Regions from separate parts of the Homo sapiens genome. Here region 2 is linked to region 1. The links are chromatin loops, found by intact Hi-C in ENCODE. Cell type or tissue: endothelial cell of umbilical vein. All regions are shown on one strand. Region 1 overlaps OSBPL3 (oxysterol binding protein like 3). Region 2 overlaps OSBPL3 (oxysterol binding protein like 3).

Region 1 (5,000 bases):
CTAAGGCAGGAGAATCGCTTTAACCCGGGAGGCAGAGGCTGCAGTGAGCTAAGACTGCACCATTGTACTCCAGCCTGGGGACAGAAAGAGACTCCATCTCACAAAAAAAAAAAAAAAAAAAAAAAAAAAAAAGATATGTGTTACATTTTTTATATTCCTATAATTGGCATACACTCACTTTATAAAAATAAAAATTTGCATAAGCAGACAAATTTATTTGAATTAACACATCTTTCACATGTGGGTGCTAGATTATAAAATCCTAGGGGGTGGGGTCCATGTCTTAGTTTTCTTACATACTACTTGCTAGAGCTCTTTGCTTGTAGCGGGTCCTCTACACAGCTCACCCTTGAACAACACAGGTTTGAACCGCATCAGTCCACTCGTATGCAGGTTTTCTTCTGCCTCTGCTACCCTTGAGATAGCAAGACCAACCCCTTCTCTTCTTCCTCCTCCTCAGCCTACTCAACATGAAGATGACCAGGATGATGACCTTTATGATGATCCCCTTAACGAATTGTAAATATGTTTTCTGTTCTAATGATTTTTTTAATAAAATTTTCTTTCCTCTAGCTTACTTTATTGTAAGATTACAGCCTCAAATACACATAACACACAAAATATGTGTTAATCGAATGTTAGTAGTTACATCTTTGGGGAGTCAAAAGTTATACATGGATTTTCATCTGCATGGGGTATCAGCACCTTGAACCCCCATATTGTTCAAGAGTCAACTATACAACTTATTAGTATTGTATGAAAATCCAAACTTTTCAGAGATTAAATAATGTAAATCTTACCCAAGGTCTGTCTCTCATTATCTAAATCATTACTGAGATTATCTAAGGAAAGATTATCACTTATGTCACTGACATATGAGTCATCATCAGAAATCTATGGGAAAGAAGAAATAACATTCATTAGAGTTAGAATAAACAAGAGCCAGATTTTCATAAAACCCTTACTCTAAATGATCAAACATGTTGAGTCTCACAGTACAAATACTCTTGGGTACTGTTTTCATAAAGGTCCATATACCAATCTGCCAAGGAGGTGTTCACAACAAACACCTGTTCTTAAAATTCTTACACATTCCGAATTAGTTCTCACAAGGAAAACAGCAAGCAAGCTCAAGACTGTTATTATAAAGATTCTTATTAATTCTGACTGCATTTTTAGAATTTATTAGTGTTTGAGTAGAAGAAGTTACAATTTGTCTTTGAGCTATTTGTGTAAAAAGTATCTTCTATGGGAATTAATACATAAACAAAATGACTAAGTCTGTATTTAAGGGGTAACATTATTAGTACACACTGTTAACTATAATAACTCTTATTCAGGAAAGGATAATTTTTATGCATCAATTTAAAACAAATAATGCTATAAACCAATATTACAATAACCATATTATCATAAAAATATAATTATATATTATAAATCAATATGTCAAATTCCATGATTAAAAAATATACGGGATGCTAATTTCCTTCTCTATAGTAGACACATTATTAAATAGGTAGAAGTCAAAACTATTAACCTGTACTTGAAAAGAAGTATAGCACTTTGAGAGGCTGAGGCGGATGGATCACTTGAGGCTAGGAGTTCGAGGTCAGCCTGGCCAACATGCGGAAGCCCATCTCTACTAAAAATACAAAAATTGGCTGGGCATGGGGCGCACGCCTGTATTCCCAGATACTTGGGAGGCTGAAGTACGAGAATTGCTTGAACCTGGGAGGCAGAGGTTGCAGTGAGCAGATATCACACCACTGCACTCCAGCCTGGCCAACAGAATGAGACTATGTCTCAAAAAAAAAAAAAAAAAAAAAAAAAAAGAGGCCAGGCACAGTGGCTCACGCCTGTAATCCCAGCACTTTGGGTGGCTGAGGCAGGCGGATCACCTGAAGTCAGGAGTACGAGTTTGAGACCAGCGTGGCCAACATGGTGAAACCCTGGTCTCTACTAAAAACACAAAAATTAGCCAGACACGGTGGCACGTGCCTGTAGTCCCAGCTACCTGGTAGGCTGAGGCTGGAGAATCACTTGAACCTGGGAGCCGGAGGTTGCAGTGAGCTGAGATTGCACCACTGCACTTCAGCCTGGACAACAGAGCGAGGCTCTGTTTAAAAAAAAAAAAAAGTATAACAAATTTAACATATCAAGTTACAGAAATGAGAAAATATCCAATGCTCTCTACTTTTACTTTTTCTTCTCACATATAGTATCATTTTATACTTTTTGGGTATGAGTTATGGGAGAACTCTCAGAACATAATGACTACAAAGGGCAACTGAGTTTAGTGTTTCTGATGATGGATTATTTACTGAACAGATTAATCAGCAAAGCAACAAGAGAGATTTTTGAGGCACCATACTGTAAACATTGCTCAAACCTCGTTTTCTGAAGAGCTTGGAGATAACAGAACTTCCTGAGCATCAAAAAACTCAGAAAGGGAGTCAGTGATGGAGAGTCTACTTTCATTAGAAAGCTGATGAACTAGAGCTCGGTTTTCATCTCTGGAGTTTTCCTATTTGAAGAACAAAACCAAAAATGTATACATTTAAAAACATTCTCAAGAGAAAGAAAATAAATGATTTAGTTGTACAATACACAAGGTCACAGGCCCATGCAAATAAGCAACTCAAAGCAGAAGTCAGCTCCAACACTGAGATGCGAGCCTCATGCAAAACACAAAAGTTCTCCCCCAATATGGGCACCTCACTTACAGGCACTATCACTTCTCACACACATGCAACAAATCACAAGGCAAAAAACAACTGTCCAGGTCACTCTTTGTTCCATTTAAAAGGGGAAAAATTCCAGTGCTCTCTGAATCATATCCTCTTATTCGCTACCACTGCTGGATGTTTCTTTTTATACTAAAATCTCCTCTGCATTGCACTGAATTCATGTCCTTGCATGGCTGGTTCAGAGCAACATAGCTTTCTTCTGCCCCTATGCTCTCTGAGGGAACAATATGCTGCTTTTGAGGTGTCCCTTGACAAATACACAGTGTGTTTTGGTCCAGAAGCACCCTGGTGGCAGATCATTTACTATTCATGGATGAATGATGTAAGTTCTCTTTGTCTGTCTCTTTCCACCTACAATGACTGCAAGGAAAGGAAGTCCCCAGTCCTCTTTATAAGCCTCTGTACAAATAACACAACAGAACATCATTGTTTTCTTATCTCGCATGACCCTCCATTCTCCACTCCACTGGGTCTGGACTTTCCCTCTGGGGAGGACTTAAGTCCTGAGCTGGCCATGGCAGGATATAACAATGAACCAGACAAGGTTTGTGGACTGAATGAATGGTGAGAGAACGCATCCAACGCACATCAGACCAGGCCTGTGGAATAGACAAAGTGCTGGCAAAGTGGAGAGACTGATTCTGATTAGGGAGATTTTGTTTGAGGAGGGCTTCATAGAAGTGGCACTTGAGGAAAAAGAACAGATTCAGGACAGGATGATTTGATTTCTTTCAATCAGAGTAGACAGGTAGTAGTAAAACCACTCGTATTTTTTATTGGGCTAACAAAGGAGTTGCTTCCACATCATCCAGAATAATTTGGGGAAAAGGCAGATTATATCTTGCCCAGAAATTGTCTGAATTCAGGATATACCCCTCAGTCTCATAGGGAGGGGATGCTATGACAGGAGGGCCACAGCAGATTTTCGTAATTAATAAAAGGCAAGTGGTCCCTTTACAAATTGCTTGCTTCAGTTTATTAATATGTATCTACAAACTGTTGAAATAGATATCCCTTTCCTAAATAAGGCATCTGCCCAAGGTATTAACAATCCTACCCATTTTAATACCCATGTAGCCTTCTGAAAACCAAGCCTCTTCTCTACCCTAACAAAGAGATCACTTTAGAATCTATAAGTATCACAGCTGTTAACTTCAAGGAAAAGGTCTCTCTCCTCAAAAGAGCCAGGCATAAAGCTATTGAGCTTGAAAACATCGTAAGGAATAGCTTCAACACTCACTCAAACAAGAGAATAGTCCTGTGTCTTCCGTGTGCTCCTGCCACAAAAGATGCTCATCATTTATTTACTTGTTCTACTCATTAATTTATTACTAGTCACTCCTGCCATCTCTGTATCTTCCTCCTCCTAGACTGATGGGTCCAAAGATTTCCTGGCTGACCAACACTGAAAATAATATTCCTAGCCCCTAGCCCTTTCTGGCATCTTCTTATATGTACTGTAAACTCACCAGCACTGCTGCACCCCAAGTCTACAGCATGGTGCCTTAAACAACTCAGGACCTCATTTGCTAAAATATTAACCCAGTCAGTTCAATTCAGTAATTTCCTTTCACATATGTAATGCATGACTGGTTGCTTATCTATTGTTTGCATTACAAAAAGTTAAATCAAGCGTGGCCAACCTACAGCCCGGGCGCCACATATGGCCCAGGATGGCTTTGAATGTGGCCCAACACAAATTTGTAAACTTTGTTAAAATATTATGAGATTTTTTTTGTGATTTTTTTTTTTTCTGGCTCATCAGCTATCATTAGTGTTAGTGTATCTTATGTGTAGCCCACAACAATTCTTCTTCTTCCAATGTGGCCTAGAGAAGCCAAAAGATTGGAAACCCCTAAATTAAATAAACAGAGAAAAGGGAGGGAAAGGAACATTCATAGCTCACACTATAACAACCACTACAAGCATTCTGACACATTTCTTGTGCAGTAATTGTAATCATGCTATTTTCATATCTCTATGTATGTAATTTTATAAAGTTCGCCCAAATAACATTGCAAGATAGTTTTTTTTCAAAATTAAACTGTATTCTGAAAATAAAAATAGGTATTCAAAATAGAAAATTTTAAAAAAGCAAATTAAATAAATATCACTTCAAGTCCCATTGAAGTCGATATGAATGTGGAAGTGGACGTGGCCCCTATTAACTTGCTGGTATTTTCATATTAAAATATCTGTGTACAAATTTTATTTTGAAAAACTGGGATAAACAGTCTACATATTGTCTGCTCC
Region 2 (5,000 bases), 65 kb after region 1:
TGTGAATAAAGTTAAGAGGAACTAGAACAGTGTACTGCCAGGCTCATAATCAGGAGTGTTGCACAACCATGCTGGAATAATGCCTGGAGGACTGGTATCAGGAGCAACCCAAGGCTTGCAAACAGCAGTGGTGAAAACTAAAGGGCTTTGTGGACACATAGCCAGAGCCAGATGCACAAATAGAAGATAAGCTTCTGGGTGTGGAAACTCTTCACAAAGCATCGGGGGTCAAGAGGATTGCTCCAATCCCAGTTGTTTTCCATCTTTTTTCTTCAAGGAGACGTACTAACGGGAAAGAATAAAATAACCACAGAGAAGACAAACTTGAAACCCACGACAGAGAAGAGATAGGAAATGTGCACCCAGCTCTGCTAAATGGGTTCTGGATACCAATTTAGCCCAAACAGATGAGGGGACTGAATGACTTCAGTCTTCATGGGACCTGACAGTAAGCTATGCCGGATGAGGGAGAGTGAGATAGGTATCAGAAAATGAAAATTGGGTAGATTCTGTGAAGATTATTAGAAACAGACAGGAAATTTCTGAAAAGTCTAGATCAATTATTACCAACCCTGGCTGCAAACTAGTGAAGAGCTTTTACAAAACACTGCTGCCCAGGCCCCAGCCCAGAGTCCATGATTGAAGTGGAATAAGCTCCGTAGGACATTCTGACACGCGTCCAGGGCTAAGAGTCATGACTCCATACTGATGAGTGTGGGCTCCAAAACTATTCTCTTTGATAGGAAGAGGGCGTAAGTCTTCCTTGCCATGCTGTTAAGAAAACATCCAGTGGCCAGGCGTGGTGGCTCAGGCCTGTAATCTCAGCACTTCGGGAGGCCGAGGTGGGTGGATCACTTGAGGTCAGCAGTTCAAGACCAGCCTGGCCAACATGGTTGAAACCCTGTCTCTACTAAAAATACAAAAGTTAGCCAAGTGTGGTGGCGGGGACCTGTAATCCCAGCTATTTGGGAGGCTGAGGCAGGAGAATTGCTTGAATCTGGGAGGCAGATGTTGCTGTGAGCTGAGATTGTACCACTGAACTCCAGCTTGGGTCAGACTCCATCTCAAAAAAAAAGAAAACACCCAGAGTCACAGCACCATGATCTCCTGGTGAAGCAGAACAAGTAATAGGAAACTAATATAAAGAGGCCTCCCTCCTGTCCTCATCTGCATAGTGAGTCATTCTGGGCTCAGCAGGCATCATCACGGAGCAGGTAGGAGGTTCCATCACTGGAGGCCTAGGCATCATTGGCATGTGACCTCCCATGGCAGCCTCATTCCAGGAGCAGGTCCCACTGGCATCATCCCAGGAGGAGGAGAACCCATCACTGACATCATGGGATGGCCACTTATAGGAGGTGCAGGCATCATACCAGGGCAAAGAGGAGCCGGGAGACTTGCGAGGAGGTGGGATCATTGCCCCTGCTGGGGAGAGGCAGAGAATGGAGTAGGAGGAACCTTTCCTTGTTGAAGTGCAGCCATTGTTTCGTCCATCAGGCTCTGAGCTGCTCTTCCACCCCATTCTGACAGCAGTCTTTCATATTCTCTTTGTAGATATCACTGTAGAGTATCTTTTGCACAGATGAAGAGTCATGAGTGAGGTATTTATTGCAGTAGTCACAATCACACATGGACATGTTGCTCTCCAGGCCATTGGCCACTCTGTTCCTACCACAGTGTCTTCACACATTCATCTGTTGATGGACATTTAGGTTGTTTCCACATCTTGGCTATCATCAACAGTGCTTCTGTGAACACAGGAGTGCTGATACCTCTTAACTTTAAAGTGTTGCTTACTGTCTCCTTTTCTCTCCCAGTTCCATGGGCAGTCACCAAAGTTTTGTCCCTCATCCACTTCTCTCTATGCACTTCAGCTCTTGATCATCTTTACAGGCCCCTTACCTTAGTAAAGCCTCTACACTGCTCCCTACCCCCACACTCCAGTCCCCAGCCTGGTGTTGGCCCCTGGATTCATCACTGGAACAGCAAGCCTATGCTCATTACTCCCTCATGCTGATATTAATACCTGCCACTGGCTTCCCTGACTCTGATTAAGATACCCACCCTCTATTAATCCAACCAAACTCCCTCTCCCAGAGCCCCCAGTAGTGTAGATTCTCTCTCTCCCTGACACTGACCTCATCACCCCCCAATGTGTTTTATATTCTTCTATTCTCAAAACAACCTATCCATTTTAGACCACCATTAGGCCCTGCAACTGACTCCACATTTTCTCTCCCAGCACTTCAATCCTTATATCCATTCCCTAGTTCAATTTATCGCCAGGCTCTCCCCTGCTCCAAATTCCCAATGCCTACAAGCTTAAGTAAAATAGCAAGGCCTGGCAGGCAAAACCCTCCACTACATAGTTGCATTTCACTGGTTTTGGACTCTGGATCTACCTCTCACTCTGTGGCTAAATGTCTGAGTTGCTTCGTCATGTGAAAGCAGGCATGAATAACTGTACTAACCTCACAGGGTTTTGTGAAGATTGACTAAAATAATGCATGTAAAACACTCAGCATAGTCCTTGCCAGACATCACTCAGTTACACTTTGGCTGTTATCACTCAAACTTCATCTCTAACAACTCATATATACATACCCTGTATTCTGCACTCTCCCTTTCTCCTAGTGAGTCCTTCTTTATGGAGCACCCTCCTAACCCACTTTCTCTCTTCCGTCTGTGGCAAAGTCCTCCATCTTCCGAAGATCACTTTCAGCATTGCCTTTTCCATGAAGCCTTTTCTCAACCCCTCTCCCACCCCAAATGCGTTTGTTTCCTCTTGGACTCTGCTTTCCTTTTGCGCTACCTGAAAGTATTAGTCACGTTTCCTGCACTCTGACTCACTCTTCATATCCTGACTGCTAGATGTTGGGTCTATATCTCACTCGGGACTGCATTTTATTCACCTCTACATTCTGTGGAAAGTAATTTACAAAGACTGGTAGCAATCTTTGTTGAGCCAAGGAAAGAGTTCTCAGTGTGAGCACATTTATTTATTCCCATAGGAGACTTCTGTCTTTACTGTTCACTGGAATCATTTGGGATTACTTATGTATTTCAGAATATTTCAGCTATTCCTTCCTTGTGAGATCTCCTTGCCATTTTAAGTCTTTGGCCACAAGAGACATCATTTCTCTCTTTTCTCTGACTTGTTTCAAATATTTCTAGTACCATAGAGATGTTATGCCCAAAGCATCCTTCTTTGGGGATTTCATTTCCTGGTTCCTGCCACTTTCTATCACTAGTTAATGCTTCCTTGTTGGCTCAGAAAGAAACCCAGAGCTATCATTCTCTGCATTATTTTTTCAGTCTTCTTAAAAATTAAATGATCGGCAAAACAAGTCAAGAGTTTATCAGAAGTTAGCCGAATGAAACATCCAGTGGGTGATTATCTGATTGAATCTCCTTTTTATCAGCACATGTGGTATTCATTCTAAAGTTTCAGTTTCTGAGAAGAAAGCGCCCTCCATAGCCTCTATCTGGCCATCCATAATACTGATCCTATTACAATCTTTCTTCCCTACCATGCCCTCTTTACCCAGGGATTCATCATTAAGGTCTAGATTTCCCCAAGACTGCTTCTTTACAGTAAAACATCCCCTTCTAAAATCATATTCTAGTCACGAGAACCACGCTAACCGTGGTGAGACAGATCCAGTGATGCTATCTATATCCAAGTTTTAATGTTTCAAGTTTATTTTGCTTCATTCTCATAAGCTGCACAATGGCAAAGAGCTGCAGGTATTTTACCAACCAGCTGCCCAGGCTTTTTTAAAAAGAAATTACTGATGTTCTCCTCCTCTGTTATTGGTCTTTTTATCTTTGCTCTGCCGGTTGTTCTCTAGCCAATCAAGTTTTAACGTTTTTTCCTTCCCATCAAATTTCAGTTCAACTCTCTTAAACAAGTTAGCAAATCTCTTGCCAAACACACTTGTCCTCAAAAGATGGCAAGAGCCTGCTCCACAAACCAAACTCGGCTTATCAACACTATCTGTGCTGTAGTTACTTTGCGTGTCCTTTTCAAGCACATGGTCTACCTTTCCCCAAAAAGTAGAGACATCAAACATCCCCCTCAAGTTCTCTACTTTTCTACCATGACTTCACAGAACTCATGATACATTTGAGGTTTCTTTTGACATTTAGAGTGTTTTTACCCAAACCAGTGAACGGGGTGATAACTGATAGATCTGATATTTTGGTAAGTTAGCATGCATGCCTTGGCTTGTTATCCAGCAATATCCACTCTCCCCTTCTTTAATAATAGAACTCTCGAGTTTTAATGTGGTTCATGGGCATCTAATAAGAGGCTTTCACTTCTAGCATTCTTTGCCGCTTGGTAGGGGCTTGTGACTAAGGGCTGCCAATGAGATGTGAGCAGAGTTGTTTGTCTTCCAGGTCATGGTCCTAAAAAGAGATACACATGTTCCCTGCCCTTTCCCCATTCCTGAGAGCTGGGAGGTGGTGATAGCTGGACCCAGAAATGAAAGACACACTGGTTGAAGACCATAGTGTCACCATGCCAGCCAAGGAATAACAATATCTGAACAGTTACATGAGAGAGAAATAAACTTTAATCGTGTTAAAGTTACCTAATTTTTGAATCTCTCAGTTACACAGGTATAGCACAAATAACATTGGCCCTAAGAAGCTGGCATGCCTTCAAATTAGGAACCTTAGGTCACCTCTGTACGTCTTAACAGAAAGCTGCCAATCACCTCTGTCCTGGCCAGCTTCCTGTGCCAGAAACAGGAACCTATGGCAGTAAGAATCCTTTTCATTATTTGACAAAATAAGGAAAGCTACTGTTTTTTTTTTCTTTCTTTTTTTTTTTTTTTTTTTTTTTTTGGAGACAGAGTCTTGCTTTTCTCGCCCAGGCTGGAGCGCAGTGGCGTGATCTCAGCTCAGATCTCAGCTCACTGCAACCTCTGCCTCCCAGGTTCAAGCAATTCTTCTGCCTCAGTCTCATGAGTAGCTGGGATTACAGGCACACACCA

Evidence for each region. A loop is a pair of places that touch in the nucleus more often than their neighbours do. Peaks named below come from ENCODE experiments on the same cell type or tissue, not always from the same donor. Only the 100,000 strongest peaks of a DNase experiment are listed, where the experiment ranks them.
Region 2: it touches region 1 in a loop (2.3-fold over the local background); 4 of 110 quality-filtered maps call a loop at or near these places.

Annotation. Positions count from the first base shown.
Region 1 is chr7:24,839,890-24,844,889 of GRCh38, forward strand. It overlaps OSBPL3 (oxysterol binding protein like 3), which reads right to left. Exons shown (of 23, transcript NM_015550.4): 13 at 2,390-2,524; 14 at 801-894. Among named protein-coding and RNA genes, the nearest start is that of GSDME, 85 kb to the left of the region's middle. RefSeq lists an enhancer at 3,211-3,280. In endothelial cell of umbilical vein, no CTCF peak of the experiment used is centred here; DNase peaks (open chromatin) are centred at 3,002 and 3,242; H3K27ac peaks cover 2,476 bases.
Region 2 is chr7:24,904,958-24,909,957 of GRCh38, forward strand. The region is part of intron 1 of OSBPL3 (oxysterol binding protein like 3); the gene reads right to left. It also overlaps the pseudogene SNRPCP19. Among named protein-coding and RNA genes, the nearest start is that of OSBPL3, 73 kb to the right of the region's middle. In endothelial cell of umbilical vein, no CTCF peak of the experiment used is centred here; a DNase peak (open chromatin) is centred at 2,834; H3K27ac peaks cover 3,073 bases.